Regions from separate parts of the Homo sapiens genome. Here region 1 is linked to region 2. Evidence: chromatin contacts called from ENCODE Hi-C or POLR2A ChIA-PET data. All regions are on one chromosome and are shown on one strand. Each heading gives the region's core, a stretch centred on a gene start or an enhancer-like site at or near the end of the contact. The rest is flanking DNA. Distances are from core to core; before and after follow the strand shown. Region 1 overlaps UBAP1 (ubiquitin associated protein 1). Region 2 overlaps UBAP2 (ubiquitin associated protein 2).

Region 1 (3,789 bases), core at 176-2,675, 310 kb before region 2:
TGGCTGGACACTCACAGGCTGTTGGGAATTAGCCTGCAGCTAATTTGATGGTCATCCTTGTTTGCTGTGGCTGTGTGTGGGGAAAGGGTCTCCTGGCACACACTAACCATAACTGAGGCCTCACACCTCCTCTTGCCACGCCTTTGAGACATCTTGAGTATAGGTACAGGTGGGAGATGGTGCAACACTCGCCTTTTCCAGGCTAAAATGTTTCCAGCCTCTATCCTCAGCTGCTCTGCCTTCCTAGCGGTTTGTCGGGGCCCCTCCCTGTGACTAACAGTGACCAGTCTGCTGCCTACCACACGTAGGTATTTCTACCAAATACCCTTCTGCCTTACAAAATACTCCTCTGCTTGGAAAGTGTCTCGAATGCAGAGCAGCAGGCCCCACCCTGTGCCATAGCAACTATCCTACATGTTCTCCCGCTGGAAGAGTGGCCTGGGTTCTGAAACTTTCCTGCCAGAGGAGGGACTGAAAAAGCAGATCTGGCAGAGCGCCAGCAAGAGCAAAAGCTGTATTCGTCCCTTGTTTCCTTCTCAGGATTTTGAAGATTTTGTGACCCAGCTGGATGAAATCATGGTTCTGAAATCCAAGTGTATCCAGAGTCTGAGGAGCCAGCTGCAGCTCTATCTCACCTGCCACGGGCCCACCGCAGCCCCTGAGGGAACAGTGCCGTCTTAGAGCCAGACCCTGTGCCGAGATGGTGGGGGCCCTGCAGGAGTCTGTGCTGGGCTCTCAGGCTGGAGGAGCCTCTGCCAGGTCCTCCCTGCACACACCAGAACCCACACGCTGGTCCTGCCTATGCTAGCGTCACCCCAGCCCCACGTGGCTTCAGATAGGTCCCAGCTTCTCCCTCAGGGACAGGCCCCTGTCCCTCAGTTCCATGCACAGGAGTGCCTCCAAGGGTGGGCCAGGCCGAAGAACCTAATGCCTTTCCCTTGTGCCTAGAGAATATGATTAACTAACCCCTTGCCTGTGGGAATATATTTGGGTCTAATAACCCTGAAGTTTCTAAGTTTGGGGATCAGAGGATGGGGTGGTCAGTGGTAGCCTAGAGGTCAGAGGTCACAAGACAGAGAAGACAACATGCTGAGACCAGAGGCTTCACCAGCTGAATTCTGTGCCTAACTTAGAAGACTAAACACTGGCCCAAACTTAACCATTGGTGCTAGGGGGACAGGGGTGGGGTGAGCTCTGCCCCATCAGCCCTTGGAGATTGATTTGGGGATTTAGAGGCGTTTTTGAAAATGTAAATAGCATAAACCTTGACTTGATGTGTCACTGACAGCAGCAGATGTGAGACAGGCCTTATATTTACAGCTCCCTTCCCTTCCTGCAATCCAGTGTTGAGGCAGAAGAGGGTGCCTGTGTCACACATCAATTTTTCTCCTGACTTTTGCTCGGGTGAAAGGCCTCTGTACAATGCCCGATACTCTCATGCTTCCATGGCAGCTCCTGGCTCCTATCTGGGACACCTCACTACCCAGCCCCCTCATGGAATAGTCCATCTCCTAGCCTGGCCTTCATCCAGTTCACCCTGCCCAGCCACCCTGCCTCTCAGGGGTCTGTGTTGGGAACCTTGGCAGTTGAACAGAGTGCTCTGTTCAACAGTCTGAGGCCTCTGAAACAGAATTCACACACAAACCTTCAGCCAAGTTCTGCCTGCTGTGTATCTTTTTAGCAGGAAGCAGCTCAGGACAGGGAAGACAAAGTAGCCTCCAGGTGCCAATTACTTTAAAGCCACTCTGGGTCAAATGGAGATTCATGAGTCACGGCCTTGGCCCGAACGCCCATTACTATGTGAGCCTTTATTTCCTTCAGATAAAGGATAACTTTTTACGGTTTTAAAAGGAGGGCTTAATTAAAAGGCCAAGAAGAGGGTTAAATGGCTCTCTTGAGACACTAGCAGCCTGGTCCAGTCACCCTTTGTCAGCCTGACAGTGCCTCATCTGACCGCCAGGGGGCATCCTTATTGGTGCTTCCCGGCTGCAGGGCACTGCGGCCCCTCCCTCACATGATCACTAAAAACCTTCAAAGACCCAGTCTAGCCAAAAGCTCAAGTGGGACAATGGCACAGTATTAAGGTCAAGGACAAAAACTTACTTACTTTAGGAATGAACCCTATTCTATCATCATATACAACAGCACCACTGAGAGCTGGTGAAACAGTTTAAATCCCATCCTCTGCTTGTGGCAAATGATGCATAAATGCCTGCTGCTCACAGTAAAAGGGCTTCTTCCTCTTTTACTGGGTGATCCCCCTGAAGGCCCAGCCTATCCCAACTCCACAGTCAGGAAGGCCTACGTCCTTGGTCCACAGACGGAGCTGGGCCAGGTTTAAAAGACTCAGTCTAGGCTTGCCTTTGCAAACCAAAAACGAGGACAGGTCTGAAGTGGGAAGAAAGCTCCGAAATAGAAAACGGTTAGGTCCTATTCTATCCCCAGCAAATCTAAGCAAGAAATCTCTTTATACACCACATGGCCCCCCCACTCCCATAAAACAGCCTTGGTAATAAAGAAGTTATCACACCAAGACATACCTTTTAGATTTTTATTAGTAGTTCTCTCTGAAGAATCAAAATAGTTAGTTAGCAAATTATTTTAGATTCAAGACTGTATATCCTTTGTATTTAGATCTTTAATGATGTACAACATAATACAAAACAAACCAGAGAGACTGATTTCTATGACTAGGTGTTATTCATTGTGTCATCCTAAAGCAGTGGGCTGGAGGGGAAGCTGTTCAAGGAGAACAGAGGTGGAGTTAGTGCTGGCCAACTAAATCATGGCCTGTCTGCTTACCCATTCAATGTGCTGGGAAGGGGCCAATGATTTCTTAAACTGTTTCCTAGAGCAGGGGCTCTAAAACCCTGGGTAGCAGAGGACTGTGGTCCAAACCAAGCCAAAAGAAACAGGCTGGGGTAGGGAAGCATGGTGACTGCCTGGCAGAAAAGGCAAACTCTGGGCCCCATAGGGAAAAGTGCATTCTTTGCACCTCAGAGATATTGCAGAACCAGTGTTAACACTATGAGACTTTGTTAGGAGGGGAAAAAATAAAACCCTGGAAGAATCTTTCACTTGAACTCAACTTGACTGGAGTTCAGTCCACCAGTCTCAGGGGAAGGGGGAAGCACCTAGCTCCACAGCAGCACTGAGTCTGGCCCTCCCGCCCCATCTCCCCAGCCCCTCTCAGCAACTAGGCCAGGCTTCAGCTGAGGACATAAACACCCCAGAAAGACTAGGGTAGTCTCTCCGGAGGGCTGAAGTGGGAAGGACACTTCTCAAAATGCAAATGCGTTTAATACGGAAGGAGCCAGGACAGTTCTGGGGGCACTCACATGCCCGAATCTTCCCCACCTCCCCAGCTCAGGGCCTAGGCTCACAGAGACTGGCGAGCAGTCTCCACACCTGACCTTCTAACCCCCAAAAGAAAATCCGGAAGCTGCCCCTTCTCTTTCCCCACAGGTGGGCTCTGCAGGGCCTCCCAGGGATGGTGGTTCTGCGGCAGGGCCTAGGCAGGGCCTGGTCTCAGCTGGCTCCTGCCCGAGCCATGAGGTCTTCCAAAGCATTGTCCTGGTCATTGTTGTGTAATAGCAAAACTTCCTTAATGTCTTTCAGCTCAAAGCCCATCTCCTTAAATTTGCTCATTAACTGAAGAAACTCCATCATCTAAGGGAGAGAAGAGAACACAGATTAAAGAAAAGGGTGGGGTCACAGCACAGCTGAGTGAAGGAGTGTGTGTGTGGGACGGGGACTGGGGGAGAGCAGAATGTCTACATCCTTCCCCCA
Region 2 (4,002 bases), core at 882-3,381:
CTGATCTCTTCTTTGACTGTACATCTTGTAATCATTAAAGATGAAGACTGTGGTTCACAGACTAGGAAAATAATGTGTTTTTGTTGGTCAAGCATATCTTTGTCATGTATTTCATGGCATTCCTCTTTAGTTTTTTTAAATAGTGATATTTAATTGTGAACTTATGACATCACTTTTTATTATTTTATTTTATTTTTATTTATTTATTTATTTATTTTTTGAGATGGAGTCTTGCTCTGTCGCCCAGGCTGTAGTGCAGTGGCGTGATCTCTGCTCACTACAAGCTCCGCCTCCTGGGTTCATGCCATTCTCCTGCCTCAGTCTCCCGAGTAGCTGGGACTACAAGCGCCTGCCAAAACTCCCGGCTAATTTTTTTGTATTTTTAGTAGAGCCGGGGTTTCACTGTGGTAGCCAGAATGGTCTCAATCTGCTGACCTCGTGATCCGCCTGACCTTGTAATCCACCTACCTTGGCCTCCCAAAGTGTTGGGATTACAGGCGTGAGCCACCGCGCCCGGCCAACATCACGTTTTTAAAAATTGATTTCTTCAAATTCATGGCAAATATTTCCCTTCCCTTTAACTTCTTATGTCAGAATGAGGAAGGATAGCTGCATTTATTTAGTCAGTTTTCATTGCATAGTAATATTTTCATGTAGTATTTTCTAAGTTATATTTTAGTAATTCATATGTTTTAGATTATAGGTTTTAACATACTTGTGAAAATACTTGATATGTTTTAAAGCCTTGGGCAGAAATTCTGTATTGTTGAGGATTTGTTCTTTTATCCCCCTTTTAAAGTCATCCGTCCTTGGCTCAGGATTTGGAGAGCTTGCACCACCAAAAATGGCAAACATCACCAGCTCCCAGATTTTGGACCAGTTGAAAGCTCCGAGTTTGGGCCAGTTTACCACCACCCCAAGTACACAGCAGAATAGTACAAGTCACCCTACAACTACTACTTCTTGGGACCTCAAGCCCCCAACATCCCAGTCCTCAGTCCTCAGTCATCTTGGTAGGTATACATTGTTTGTGGGTTTGCCCCTACTGAGGACGTTTCAAGCTTTGGCAGAGTGTGTTGACTTGTGAAGACTAATGTGGAATTTGTCCAGAGATGTTTCTTTTTAGTAGAACTCTTGCAGTTTCTCAGTTAAATCAGTCTTCCTTTGTTATACAATACTTGCATTTATTTGTTTTTGTTGTTGTTCTTGATAGTTTCATTATTGTTGGTAGTAATTGTGGTGGTAGTACATGCCTTGAAAAGTATGGTAAAAGCATGCAAATATGAACATCTAACACTTTGTGTAAATGCATGGACAGAATTTTCTGAGCTCTCTTAGAAGAGGGTGGTGATAGAACATAGAATGTGGAAAACATTTTAAGACTTTTTTTTTTTTTTTTTTTTTTGAGATGGGGTCTTCCTGTGCTGCGTAGGCTGATCTCCACCTCCTGGCCTCAAGCAGTCTTTTAATCTCAGCCTTCTGAGTAACTGGGATTATAGATGTGCACCACTGTATCCAGCCTAGACAATATTTTACTCTATTATTTTATTTTTTTTTTTTTTGAGTCAGGATCTTGCTCTGTTGCACAGGCTGGAGTACAGTGGCACAGTAACGCGTCACTGCCATCTTGACCTCCCAGGCTCAGTCCATCCTCCCACCTCAGCCTCTCTAGTAGGTGGGACTATAGGCACATGCCGTCACTCCTGGCTGATTTTTTTGTATTTTTTTAATGTGACAGGGGTTTGCCATGTTGCCCAGGCTGGTCTGGAACTCCTGGACTAAGGTGATCTGCCCACCTCGGCCTCCAAAAGTGCTGAGATCACAGGTGTGAGCCACCACGCCCGGCCTGGACAGTATTTTAACTATCACACTCTCATGCTTTCTCATTCTAACATTTTGAAGTATCAACTATGATTTCATCAACCTTTACATTCCGTGGTTTGTATTGTAAAGGTCCCATGTGTAGACTGGATGTTTTCTAAACTAAACTCCCACAGAAATTGTGACATTAAGCCACCATTCCCCACCAGCACTCACATGCCACACTGTATTAAGGAATAGCAGGGGATTTCATTCATTGTGGAGCTGGCCATGTGGGCTGGTTTATGGTTAGGGCATATAGAGAGACAGGGAAGCATATTCCTCTGTTCTGTGAAATGACTTACTGTGTTGGAAGTACATGAGACCACTCCGGGGTTTGAAGCGATGTCTACCAAGGGAAATCATTAGAGACTCAGTGCCCAAAGTTTTTGCTGGGGCAAGAAATGTAGGTACCCTGTGCCTACATTTTTTGCTATAGCACATAGCAAAATTACAGATTCCTAGAAGGAAAGCAGATGTTGAGCATAAACCACATTGTTTATACAGACATTCTTAGCACAGTGAGCCACTCTTAATAGGTTAGTGTGTTGGCACCCTTTGCCAAGTACATACCAGCAGTCCAAATTCTCAGACATTAGCCAAGGTCCAGTCATCAAGCAGGCCTTTTTGAGAGGAATTGTAGGTCCCTATATTAACTTTTTCTGCACACATAACTAGTGAGTGATAGGACTTTTTAGATAGAACCATGCTATTCCCATATTCTTTATAAAACCTGTGTGTTTGGTGCATGCCTATAATACCAAGTTCAAAAATGAATGCGCCTAAACCAGCTCTGCCATTTGTTTTTTTTTAAATTAAATTCTGTTGACACTCAGCTAGCTGGGCACAGTGGCTCATGTAATCCCAGCACTTGGGGAGGCAGAAGGAGGAGGATTGCTTGAGCAGGAGTTCGAGACCAGCCTGGGCAACGTGATGAGACACAAAGGCTAAAATATTAGGTTGTTGTACTATCTGGCCCCATAGAGAAAAAGAGGGCCAACCTCTGTCCCATATGGTAGAACTGGCTTTTCAAATCAGTAGTGAAAAAACGCTTTATTAAAACCGTTTGAAAAATGAAGTTGGATCTCTATGCCAAAATGCCAGTGGGTCAGATAGTTAAACATAAATAGTGAATCTAGAACTATAATAGAGAAAACACAGGAGAATTTTTTTGTTGTTCTGTGTGAGGGAGACCTTTCTGGGTATGGCAGAAAACACCAAATTAGGCAGACAAACAATGAAAAAAATACTCAAAATTTGTATCATAGACAAAAAGAGTTAATTTCCTTAATATAAAAAGAGTAAAAATAAAGCAGATCAACAAACAGGTTAAAAAACTGGCTAAAGAGATAAGAACAGTCTATAAGTAAAGAACACTTAAGTATATGAAATGATACTTAGCACATTTGTATCATTTTAGTTTGTATTTTTTAATACCATTTTCCACCAATTAAACCAGGAGATTCAAAAGTGTTTGATATTAGAGTGTGTTAAAAAGGATGTGTTCTATCTGTGGACAGTAATTTTATAATATTTATCAAAATTCAAAATATATTTACCCTGTGAAGGGGCAACTTTATCCTACCAGTTGATCCTACAGGTATACTTGTACTTGCACAAAATATCTTACATACAAATGTATTCATTAGTGCATTGCTTTTAATAGCATAAGATTTGACCTAAAAGTCCATTAATATAGTACTGGTTTTATAAAATGATACCTATGTGTACTAGATTTCTGTGTAGTCACCAAAATGAGTATGAAGTAGCTCTTTGAACATTAATGTGAGACACTCAATGGAAATTAAATGATTTGTGAGACAGTAAGGTATATAGTGTGTGTATATATATGTCTGTCTGTCTGTCTGTCTATATATATTGTGATATAGTATCTCTGAAAGAGACATTCAGGAAAACCGGGTACAGTGTTTGCCTTTGTGGAGCAAGTATGGGAGAGTGGTGTGGAAGAGAAACATAATATTCGTCATACATATTCTTGTATCTATTGGATTTTGTTTTTTGTTTGTTTGTTTGTCACCCAGTCTGTCACCCAGGCTGGAGTGCAGTGGCGCCATCTCAGCTCACTGCAAGCTCCGCCTCCCGGGTTCACGTCATAGGGCCTGCCTCAGCCTCCCGAGTAGC

The links. Hi-C counts contacts between places; a loop is a spot of excess contacts on that map. ChIA-PET counts read pairs that join two places held with the same protein, here RNA polymerase II (POLR2A). Pooled maps may share reads with other maps.
Region 1: a loop to region 2 is called in a map of mammary epithelial cell, with 5 times the contacts of the local background. The contact joins two enhancer-like sites. A Hi-C loop is called at or near these places in 2 of 168 maps with a recorded cell type or tissue (ascending aorta and mammary epithelial cell), 1 of 37 single-sample maps with no recorded cell type and 3 of 50 pooled maps. POLR2A ChIA-PET finds 5 or more read pairs at or near these places in 3 of 52 experiments (AG04450, H1 and activated CD4-positive, alpha-beta T cell).

What each region holds. Positions count from the first base shown.
Region 1 is chr9:34,251,272-34,255,060 of GRCh38, reverse strand. It overlaps UBAP1 (ubiquitin associated protein 1), which reads right to left. Exons shown (of 7, transcript NM_016525.5): 7 at 2,538-3,669. The coding sequence ends at 3,529. KIF24 (kinesin family member 24) reads left to right here. Exons shown (of 13, transcript NM_194313.4): 13 at 541-2,681. The coding sequence ends at 681. Among named protein-coding and RNA genes, the nearest start is that of UBAP1, 74 kb to the right of the region's middle. RefSeq lists an enhancer at 1-662 and a silencer at 1,864-1,913. Within about 2 kb of position 1,425, at least 21 of the 41 ENCODE cell types and tissues checked have a DNase peak (open chromatin) inside an H3K27ac peak, as active enhancers do; they include ascending aorta and mammary epithelial cell, where a contact is called at or near this core.
Region 2 is chr9:33,945,385-33,949,386 of GRCh38, reverse strand. It overlaps UBAP2 (ubiquitin associated protein 2), which reads left to right. Exons shown (of 29, transcript NM_001370062.2): 13 at 800-1,013. Among named protein-coding and RNA genes, the nearest start is that of SNORD121A, 5.5 kb to the left of the region's middle. Within about 2 kb of position 2,131, at least 3 of the 41 ENCODE cell types and tissues checked have a DNase peak (open chromatin) inside an H3K27ac peak, as active enhancers do; they include ascending aorta and mammary epithelial cell, where a contact is called at or near this core.